Regions from separate parts of the Homo sapiens genome. Here region 2 is linked to region 1. A link is an interaction called in ENCODE POLR2A ChIA-PET data of the cell type or tissue named here. Cell type or tissue: A673. All regions are shown on one strand. Each heading gives the region's core, and the rest is flanking DNA. Links, peaks and the distances in the headings are about the cores only.

Evidence for each region. Peaks named below come from ENCODE experiments on the same cell type or tissue, not always from the same donor. Only the 100,000 strongest peaks of a DNase experiment are listed, where the experiment ranks them.
Region 2: POLR2A ChIA-PET joins it to region 1 with 8 read pairs; 1 of 35 experiments calls an interaction of 5 or more read pairs at or near these places.

What each region holds. Positions count from the first base shown.
Region 1 is chr9:135,153,940-135,159,308 of GRCh38, reverse strand. No RefSeq gene overlaps it. Among named protein-coding and RNA genes, the nearest start is that of OLFM1, 69 kb to the right of the region's middle. In A673, for the core only: no CTCF peak of the experiment used is centred there; DNase peaks (open chromatin) are centred at 568, 1,258, 2,208, 2,348 and 1 weaker place; H3K4me3 peaks cover 2,915 bases; H3K27ac peaks cover 4,885 bases.
Region 2 is chr9:136,586,251-136,591,619 of GRCh38, reverse strand. No RefSeq gene overlaps it. Among named protein-coding and RNA genes, the nearest start is that of LINC01451, 28 kb to the left of the region's middle. In A673, for the core only: no CTCF peak of the experiment used is centred there; DNase peaks (open chromatin) are centred at 2,599, 3,299 and 4,329; H3K4me3 peaks cover 1,090 bases; H3K27ac peaks cover 2,910 bases.

The sequences.
Region 1 (5,369 bases), core at 192-5,191:
GGGTAACAGTCAGCCATCACCATTGTAATCAGCTTCCCTCCTACCCAGGGAGAGACCCCAGGAGGGGAGGGGACATTTCACATGGACCAGGTGCTATACAAACTCAGTGAACCCCAATTCCCCCTCTAAGTGGGCGCTCTGTATTTACAGGCAAAATTCAGAGACTCAGCTAATACAAGGGAATTGTCCAAGGTCACTCCAACAGCCAGCAGCAGTGACAAGGTTCATAGCACATCTGTCTCACTCCAGACAGCCCCTCCTTTCCCCATCCCCTGCCCACTTGGCTCCAGCCTTTTTGAACATCTCCCTGAAGCTGTGATGGCCACGCTGACCCATCAGCCTGCCCTCCATGATAAGCACTAAAATGATCGCCATGGGCATCCTCTGCTGGATGGGGCGAGTGCGCAGAGCCTCTGTCTGTATTCGGCTTAGTGGAGCCAGGGGATGCAGCCTGTTTGCACAGACTCTCGTACCCTAGGACTTAGTGGCACCAGCTGTGGCAGAGCCTGCCCCTTCGCTGAGTCAGCATTAGCAGAGTTTCTTGGTGTCTAGTGGGATTCTGTGAATCGTCATGGTGAAGAATGTGCATCTTGCCTGGAGAGACAGCAGTTTTTCATCCTTGGGATTTTGAACAAGCTCCTTGCAGAAGTCTGGCTGCCTAAGGACATCTGGAGCAAATTTAACACAAACTTTCACCATCTCCCCACTCCCAAGGAGGAGTACATACATGAAGACCCAAGTCCCAGAGCTTGTGGAGTACCCGTGTCTCATGGCTCTGGCTATGGGCAGGAGAGGCCAGCCTTGGGGATGGAACTCTTTCACCCTCAGGCTCTGGCCTCCTAAGATGAATGAACAGGGGAAACGGCTATTTCCAGAGCACTGGGAGGCTCCAACCCCTCTCAGCTGTGTAAAAACATGCCTGTGGTTCTCCAGCCTGCCAACCCGATGTGCCTTCATGTGTAACTCCGGACCTGCAGCCTGAGGCTGGGAAGGGCTAATTAGCCTCAGATTTTCCCAATTGTCCCTGCTTTTCACAAAGATCCATCTCAGATCTTCTCCTCAGTCATATCACCCTATTCAGGCTCATTCTCCAGGTGAGATGGGACACGTTTACTCAGAGGACAAGTCACCCTGCATGCATCAGTCTCAATTCCAGGACCAGAGGACATTAATAACTCCACTTCCACTCCCAGAAGATAGTGGCTCTGCACGCAGGTCTTGCTTGAACCTCGAGAACAAACAAAACTGCCTGGGGCTCCAGCTCCAGATAATCTCTCCAGCCCCATCTCACCACCTCTCCCTGAGCTTCGGGCAGTATTCCAGACATACCGGAAAACTTTTTGACAGATCACATTTCTAATTAAGTTTCTCTTTCCATGAAATAACATAGCTGATTTCTCTTCTTCTTCTTCTTCTTCTTCTTTTTTTTTTCATTTTCCAATTAGCATTTTGGAACTTAAAAAATGTTGGCCAGGCATGGTGGCTCACGCATGTAATCCCAGCCCTTTGGGAGGCTGAGGCAGGAAGATCACGAGGTCAAGAGATGAAGACCATCCTGCCCAACATGGTGAAACCCCGACTCTACTAAAAGTACAAAAATTAGCTGGGTGTGGTGGTGCACACCTCTATTCCCAGCTATTTAGGAGGCTGAGGCAGGAAAATCGCTTGAATCTGGGAGGCGGAGGTTGCAGTGAGCTGAGATCACACCACTGCACTCAAGCCTGGCGACAGGGTGAGACCCCATCTCTAAAAACAAGTTAAAGGACCATTATGGCAAGATGGATATAAGCTCAGACTTTGCTGTCATGGAGTTTTAGGTTTGAACCCTGGCTCTGCTACCCATCGGCTCTGCAGTCTTGAGCCGGGACTTACACTCCCTGATCCATGAAATGGGGAGGTAATAATAGTGGCTTCCAGGGTTGCTGTGGATTACATGAGATAGTGCATGGGGAGCATTCAGCATGAGCCTAGCACAGACTCATGCTGGAGAAGCAGTGGGTGCCCATGAAATTTTTATGAAGCATCCTGTTATGAAGATACAGAAAGACAAAAGAAAAGGAAAGAATGGAGGAGGGAGGGAGGGAGGGAGGAAGGAAGGAAGGAAGGAAGGAAGGAAGGAAGGAAGGAAGGAAGGAAGAGAGGGAGGGAGGAGTGAAGTAGTAAAAAATCTCCAACAGGGCCATTTGGGAGGAGAGACTAACATAACAACACTCTCTCTCATCTCAAATACTAGAGTGGGCTTTAAATTGGATTTGAGCTCTGACCCTCTAAAGGAGCTATTTCTAGAGTCTCCCTCTTTGAAAATGGAAGCAAAGATAGGACCCCAGCTCTTCTGCCTGAAAGCCTTGGAAGAGGAACGGCGGACTTGGAGCCACGTGGGAGGCTGTTCTCACGTCCTCCCGCTCGCTCTTCACAGACATTCCTAATTGATTAGCTCGTTCCCTTCCATCCAGCTTGGGCTCTGCCCCACAGGCCTCATCAACTCGGAGAGTGGGGTCACGCCGTCACGTGGATAGAGCTGGAGAAGATGGGAAATTCTTGGCCTCTTGGAGCTAAGACCTTGAGGCAGCTTGGGAGGTCAGCACCATGGACAGATCCCACTGAGGCGCGGGCTCTCGGACTTCTGGCCTCTGGGCGTTGCTGCTGCTTTTGCCTTTCCAGGGCCCTGCCAGCACCTGAGGAAGCATGGTCAGAGCACTGCGTAGGCGGGAGAATCATCCCATGCTCACACCTTACTGACCACCAGGCTGCAAACCAGAGGCCCGCAGTGGAGGAGAAAATGCTGAGCTTGCCAGGCAGTGCTAATGAAACTTGAGACCTTTCCTAAGTTTCTGGAGACCTCTGTCCCTACTCCTTTTAATCCAGTTTTCACTTCCGCATGCAGCTTGTGGAAGTCCAAAATCTGGTTATTGCCAAGGAATGAAAACTGCATATTTTTCCAAGATAGGTAAGTCCCATCCAAAGCTGGGGAGAAGATGCGTTGTCTCTGGGGGGACCTGGTGGCACTGGGAGCTTCTGCAGCGGTGGATTCATCCAACACAGAAGTAAATGCAGCTCTCTGATGTGTGCAACAGAATGCCAGCTACAGTCATCATCGGACGCCCCGTGCCAGGCCCGTGCTAAGTGTTCCCTGTGCATGACCGAGGTACCTATTCCTGCTCCCTTCCACGCTGTTGATAAAGCAATTTCGGGAGGATGAGGGGCTTTCTTGTGGCTGTGCAACCAAAGGGAGGGGCTTCGAGGAAGTCAGATTTTCTTTTCTATTTTTCTTTTCTCTTTCTTTCTTTGTTTTTTTTTTAGATGGACTCTCACTCTGTCACCCAGGCTGGAGTGCAGCCATGCGATCTCAGCTCACTGCAACCTCCACCTCCCGGGTTCAAGCGATTCTCCTGCCTCAGCCTCCCCGAGTAGCTGGGATGTCAGGCACGTGCCACCACACCCAGTTAATTTTTGTATTTTGACTAGAGACGGGGTTTTGCCATGTTGGCCAGGCTGGTCTTGAACTCCTGACCTCAGATGATCCACCCACCTCAGCCTCCCAAAGTGCTTGGATTACAGGCGAGAGCGACTGTGCCTGGCCGGAAGTCAGATTTTCTTTGCCAGAAGAAAACGCCTGCATGTCAGCCAAATGCAGACCCTAATGATCTGTGTTCCATCCTGTGACGTGAGGAGGAGGCTGTCCCCTGGGAACAGCATGGCAGGCATGCACCCAGTATCTCTCCTATCATTTTTCCTTGGCAGCAACAGTTTGATGCAGCAGGCCTGGCTGCCAGTGTTCAGATCTACACAGCACTGACGCAGGGACTGCCCATGGGACCCAGTTCCAGTGATGAGATGTAAGCAAAAGTCCACTGTGGGGGGCTCCTGGAAGCTGCTGGTTTCTTCATTAGAGGAAGCAGACTCAGCTGCTCACATCTTTTGTCTTTTACCCTTTCCCCTTCCAACAGCCTAGAATGTGAATGATGTCCGGGGCACTGCAGCTGTTCTGTGGCCATGAGGCTGAGAGTGGGACGATGAAGGAGCCTGCATCCATATTGTTCCTCTGGAGTCACCACAGTGGGCATGATGGCAGGCCTCTGGACTTATTGTTCTGTGGAAAAATAAATCTGAATCTGGACAAGCCCCCGTGGTCAGGCTTCTGTGACACACAGCTGAATTCCACCTCGACCTGGTCCCCCATCTCACTGGAGCCTCTAATGAAGGAATACATTTAGACCGCCCTCTTGGTCCTGTGCAGGACGAGGCCTTGGGAAATGGATGTGAAAACTGAACTGCTCCTCTTGACAGTTGCCTGGACCAGTTCTTTTCACAGACAGAAGGATACGAGATAGCAATGCTTAGCTTTGAGTGGCAGAATTCACTGCAGAGTTTCAAGGAAGCCTAATCTCCATCACAGAAAAAAAGCAGACTTGATTTTGGCTTTGCAGTTCACGAAGAATATCCTATCAGCCTGTTGGACTTGGAGCTACCTGCATCAGGATGACCTGGGGAGGCTGTGGAAATAGATTCCTGGGTCCTGCCCAGGCTCCCTTCATCACAATCCCTGAAGGAAGGAGGCAGGAATCTGCAACTTCAACAAGCTCCGGCCCCTTCCCCTTTGAGTCCTACACCTCTACAGTTGAGCTCCTGACCTGCTCCAATGTCTATTCTCACGTGGGATGTCCCCTAAGCCTTACAAAGCATGCATAGCCCCAGCCCCTCACCCAGCCCAGGGCTTCTCTTGCCATGGGATTTCTCTGACCTTTCCAGGGAAAAGGCCCCTCAGCTGCTACTCTTCCCCATTGAGAACGCTTAGCTCAGCCCTGAAAGAAACCGACATCAAACTGGCTGGAAAGAAAATTGCTGCCCCTGCAGTTTCAGGCAAATGTACAGCTGGGGACAGAGGCCTCAACGCATGGCCCATCCATCTTCTCTCCCTGGGTCAGCCACAGCCCTCCTGAGCCAGCAACCACTGCCGGCCCTTGACCTCTCTCAAAGCACCTCCTCTCTGCACGTTGTGTGTGCGTGTGAGTGTGTGCATGTGTGCACGTGACTGCTTATGTGTGCATGTATGCAGGTGTGTACGTGTGCACATGTGTGTTTGTGTGTGTGTCTGGCCATGTCGGTTCATGTGTGCATGCGTGTTAGTGAGACAGCACACTAGCTGCTCTCCAGGCCCTCTGCACAGCCATGTGCCTGTGTGTGTGCACACACATATATGTAAATAAGATATATGTTAGCTCCTTTCCAGGTCTTCTGCACAGAAGCAGCGTGATGAAGAGAAAATCCATTCAGGCCATATTTCTATTGAGCAGTTAGCAATGTCATCTCCACAGCCGGTTACTGCATCTCTTTTAGGTGTTCGGCCCTGAGCTAGAAATTTTACAGCC
Region 2 (5,369 bases), core at 245-5,244, 1.4 Mb before region 1:
CTGCGAGTCTCAGGGCTGTGTGGAGAGCAGGAACATAGTCACCGCCCTGGGCGGGGTCGTGCACGTGCACTACTGTCCTTCCCATGCCCGTGCAGACTGCTTATGATGCTCCTTCCACCCCAACAGGGACTGGGATCCGTGCGGTCTCCAGACTTGCCTCCAGGGAGCCCCAGGCCGGGTGCTCGAGCTTGTGTTGGCCTGTTCCCCAGTCCAGACATCACCTCTGGCAGAGTGGCTGTGGCCAGGACTCCCAGCTTGTTAGGTTGACCGTCACCCACCTGCCATGGTCTGTCTGACCTCCGCAGGGGCCGGACTGCTGAACTCGATGAGAATAGGTTGGGACCACTGTGTGTGTATTTGTCAAGGCTTTCTGGGTGGCACGAATCCATGCCATCTCAGAAGGCATCTGCTTTGGGTTTCCCATCTTGGTGTGTACGCATGGGGAGTCATGGTTTTGGGAGTTTCAACTTGGTTTTTTCAGCCATCCAGGCTCTTACGCCGCAGAAGGAAGTGACAGAAGGGCTTTGCCAGCTGCCACATCCAGCCCTTCCTCCAACCACACACTCAGGCCAAGGGGAGTGGCCACAGAGTGGCCCAGGGACCTAGGGGCCCACTGGATGGAGCTGGCCCAGGGCCCCATTTATCACCCAGTGTCCATCCTTTCCCGCCTTAACAGGGGCCATGCCATGAGGTCACTGTGGTCTCCTGATACTGGCGTCAGCCAGGCTGGACATCAGACAGCACTGATGGAGTGGGTGGGCCCTTTCTCCAGCGCCCAGTTCCTCTAGTAAATGGCCAGTGGTCCCTCTGGGGATGCAGTGGGGGAACTGTGCATGTGTGCTTTTGTGTTGTAGGGTCCTTCCTCAAGGGCACCTGGCCGCCCCTCCAGTTGCGGGCTCTGGATCTGAGAGCCGGCCACGTCTAGAACACTGTGAAGGATTTTTCTCTCGCTGCAGCTGACGGCAGCTTTCCTGACGCCTTCCACTAAGGGGTGTCCTCGGGACTCTATGGGGAGGCAGAGATGATGGAGGAGGAGCAGGCACTTCTGGGAGGTCATCCTCTCAAACAGACACACCCAGGTGGCCCAGGCCAGCACTCAGGCCCACTCCTTCTCGGTCAGAGCCCTGATCCCAGCCTGGGAGACTTCCAGGAGCCTCCTCTGCAATTCCCTTACTGCAATGCCCTTACTGTGTCCCATGGCCAGAGGAGAGGTCAGCTGAAACCAGCCGGGCCCCAACTGTGACACTGGCCAGTAGCCACGGCTCCCACGTCCTCATGGTCACTGTGGCCTCCATAACTCCTGAATGCTGGAGAACCGCGTGGCAGGGGCCTCCGGCTCCCACGGCCCTTCCCAGTCGCCATGGCAGAGGTCCAACACTGCACTGCACCCCAGGGCTGTCACCCTCCACTGCCCCAGCAGTGGGGCTCCTTCAGCCATCCCGAGCCCCCTCCCAGAGTCCCTTCTGGCCCCAGCTGACTTAGTGTGGCTCTTGGAAGCACCCCTGAGGACCAGGGTGCATATTGATGCCATCTATTTGGGAAGGCAGGCGGCACAGGATGGGGGTGGATGGAGGACGGGAGGTAACCAGCAGGTGTGCTGCCGGCTCCCAGCGTGGGTCAGGGCTCTGTCCCCCGGGTTGGGAAATGGTGCAGAACTTGGAGCAGCCTCGCAGGGCCCCTGGCTGCCCCAGATGGTGCCAACTCTGGCCCGAGAACCAAGTGGGTGAGGGCACAGGTATCACCAGCAGATGACACCTTGATGGAGATGGCAGAGGTCCAAGGGGACACAGTAGGGGGCATCGCACTGTGGAGGGGGGCACCGCACTGTGGAGGGGGGCATCGCGTGGTGGGGGGAGCACTGAACAGTGTGGGGGGATCACACTGGATGAGAGGGCATCGCGTGGTGGCGGGAGCACTGAACAGTGTGGGGGGATCACAGTGGATGAGAGGGCATCGCATGGTGGGTGTGTCACATGGCGGGGGGGACATCGCACGGTGGGGGCATCCACAGATTTCCTCCGCTCTTTGAGCCGCTGCTGTTTCTGTAGTGTCTCAACCTCTCGGGCTCAGTGCACTCACTCACTGTCCCCACTTGACAGAGAAGGACCCAGCACCTCGCTCCCACCAGGCCTTGCGGAGCCCACACACCCCGGGAGCTGACCACGGCCTCACCCCTTCCTTGCCTCTGATAGACTCAGGCCCCTGCCAGGTCCGGTCCTCAGACCGTGCCTCCTCCACTGCCCTCTCAGGGAGGCCTCGTCAGGTCCCACCTGCACCCCCCTACCAGGTCTAGGGTCAGCCACTTTCCCATACGCCTCTCAGACTGGACACATCCCAAACCAGACCCCCTCCCCACCACCCCTGCCTCTTCCGCTCACACTGCCTCAGCAAACGGCACCCTACCCACGTGGCATGTCCAGGCCAGGACCCCTGTTCCCACACCTCTCTCCTCCTTCAACCCCCACGCCCAACCCACAGCTGCAGTTTCTAAGGTGCAGGCAGCATCCCCTGCTCAGAGCTGCCCTGGGACTTCCCACTGTCATCACATCAAGATGCAAAATGCCTCCCAGCAGCTGGGCTCCCTCGGGATGGGCCCCACCATCCAGTGGCCTCCACTTCCCCTGTCTGTTTTGGAGGCCCGGGAGCCTGCCTGCCACAAGGCCTTGTATACGCTTTTGCTGGGGATGCCCAGGCCCCCTTCCTGTCCCTCAAGGCCCCAGAGGCCTTTCCAGACCATCCGGGGCACACACGACTTCTCCCAGCGTGGCTCTCTCCCCTCCATGGCTTTGATGGGGGCTGCGAGGGTGGGAGCGTCCTCTCTAGCCTGTGGTGCGCTCCTGGGGGCAGACTCTCATCGGCCCGGCCTCTGCAAGCCACACACAGCAGGGCCTCTAGGAACAGACGGGTGAGTGGGTGGGTGAGGACAGGCCCCAGGTTCACCCTGCTCTCAGTGGCTCTGGGTCACCTGCCATGACCCAGGCTGAGCTGAACCTTCCAAACATCTCCCTGTCTCCGGAAGCCCAAGTACCTCTGCCCACCTCAGGGTCCCCTTCCTGCCCTGCCCCTCTGGGTTTGAGGGGTCCTTGGGGGACAGTGCAGACCAGTGGGAGAGGAAATCCTTGTATTTTTCAGGGTGAATGGAAACAAAGCTCCTTGTTTATTTCCTGGTGAATGGGGGTGGGGGGGGGGCGGAGTCAGGGTTAACCCTTTCTTCCCTGGGTTTAATTGTCCCCTTTCCGGCCTGGGCTCCTCCGCTGCTCCCATCGCCCCAGAAGCTTTCCTGAGACTGACTCCAGCGGGGAGGGGGAGTGAACAAAAACACACAACAAAAGCAAAGCCGCAGCCGGAAAGAAGCCCCGGTGGGAGAAGTCTGAGAAGCAGGAAACTGCCTCCCCCGCCCCCATGGGGGTGTGCAACCTGGGACCTGGGGGGCGCACACCTGCTCAGGAGCCAGGGTCTGGCTGAGCGGCCCCTGCAGCTGGGAGGAGCCACTATTAACCCGCAGGCAGCCTTGGGGGTCCTTGTCTTGGGGGTGTCTGAGGCGGTTTTTCCCATGACCTCACCCGGAAGGGCTGAGCCGCGCGGGAGGCCTGATCCTGAGCAGGCTCCTGGAGCTGAGTACCCCCCGCCCCCGCCCCCGCCTCCCCCGCAACTGGCCCAGCACCCCCCTTGCAGCCAGGGCTGGGTTGGGGTTGGGAGTTAACCCTGCTGAGGCTGGAGATGCTGCACCAGGCCCCCGCCTTGGTGCCCACCTGCTGGGCAGTGGGCCAGCCTGGCTTTTGGGCTGACACCCTGAGACCCTGCTCCCGGGCTTCGGAGCCCAGTCTGACTCCAGGCCTGCACGGTGTCCTCCGCAGCCCTCGCTGCTGTAGGATGGATGAACCCACACAGCCGGGAGTGGGCCCGAGGGGTGAGGCCACCCCTACCACACTGGGCAGCGACCTCCGAGCCTGAGCTCCTGGAGTCCTCCCCACAGCTCATGAGGCAGGTACCGTCAGGGCCCATTTCAGAGAGGAGGGAACTGAGGCTGGGGTGAGATGACGGCAGGGGGCCCAGGAGCAAGGGCAGGCCCTCGCCCTGTGCTGCCTGGAGGCTGGGGTGGAGGCTCGGCAGCCCACAGCCCCCTCCTCCAGCAGAGCCGTGTCTGAGGGAGGCGCCCGGCCTCCGGAGTGGCTGTGACCCAGTCACCTCTCCTCCCTGGTCTCCAGCACCCCCCACCACACTGGCGGGGGCTGCACTGGGAACGCAACCATCCGGCTAGTGCTGGTTCTCACAGCCCCGCCGGAGACTCCCACACTGTCCGCAGCTGCTCTTCTGGCTCCTGCCGGCCCCGCCCCCGGCTTTGCTGGAAACGCCAACCAGATGTTGGGACTGTTGCCCGTGGGGAGGGGGGTGCGGGAGGAAGTGAGGAAGAAGAGGAAGCTGCAGAGCCCAGCGCAGACGGGATCGGGGCTATGGACACATGAGCTTGGATGGGGAGACTGAGGAGGGCCCGGGGCCGACCCACCCAGATGGGCAGCACAAGCCCCTTTTGGGTCCCAGCTTGGCTTCGGCCCAGTGCTGCACCCTCAGGTCCCGCTCGGCCTCCCTGGCTGCCTCATCACAGCACCCTGGCGATGGCTGGAGGCTCAGCCCCGCAGGCCTTGCTCAACCCATCGTCACTGTGGAGGGTTTCTGGAGGGCCAGCTTCTGCCAGGCACCGCCACTCACCAGAGCCACGCCCTCCGGGAGGCTCACCTGGGCCACAGACCCCGATGGCGTCCCCACCCTCTTGCCCTGCACACACAGAGGCACACACACGTGTGGATACATGTGTGCATACATGTGTACACTTGTTCCCACATATGCACATGCTCACACAGTGTGCATACACAGGCACACACATACACAAACTCACACAAGCATACACGTGCAATCTACACCATTGAGGTCATGCACAGATATGTTCACACACTGGCATACACGTATGTGAGTGCACACACATGCAAACAAGCACTCACGAGCACACACGCGCATGCACACGGGAGCACCCGTGTGTGGACACTCACGTGAGCAAGCACACACACGTACACACTCTCACACATGCACACACACGCACCCCTCACATGTAGAGGCACACACATGCACCCCTCTACACACACGGGCACACACTTGCACACCTGCGTGTGGACTCAGGTGAGCAAGCACTGGTGCACACGCACACGTTCTCACACGTGCACACCTGAATGTCATTCTCCCCGGGAACCCCACGCCGGCTTTGTGGGTGTGACAGTGGCCCCTGGCGCCCCTTCTGTGCGTCTCCCCACCCCCTGTCCTTTTCCTAGCCCACTTTGCCTGGGTGAGTGTTCAGAGGAGAATTTGCCACAGGC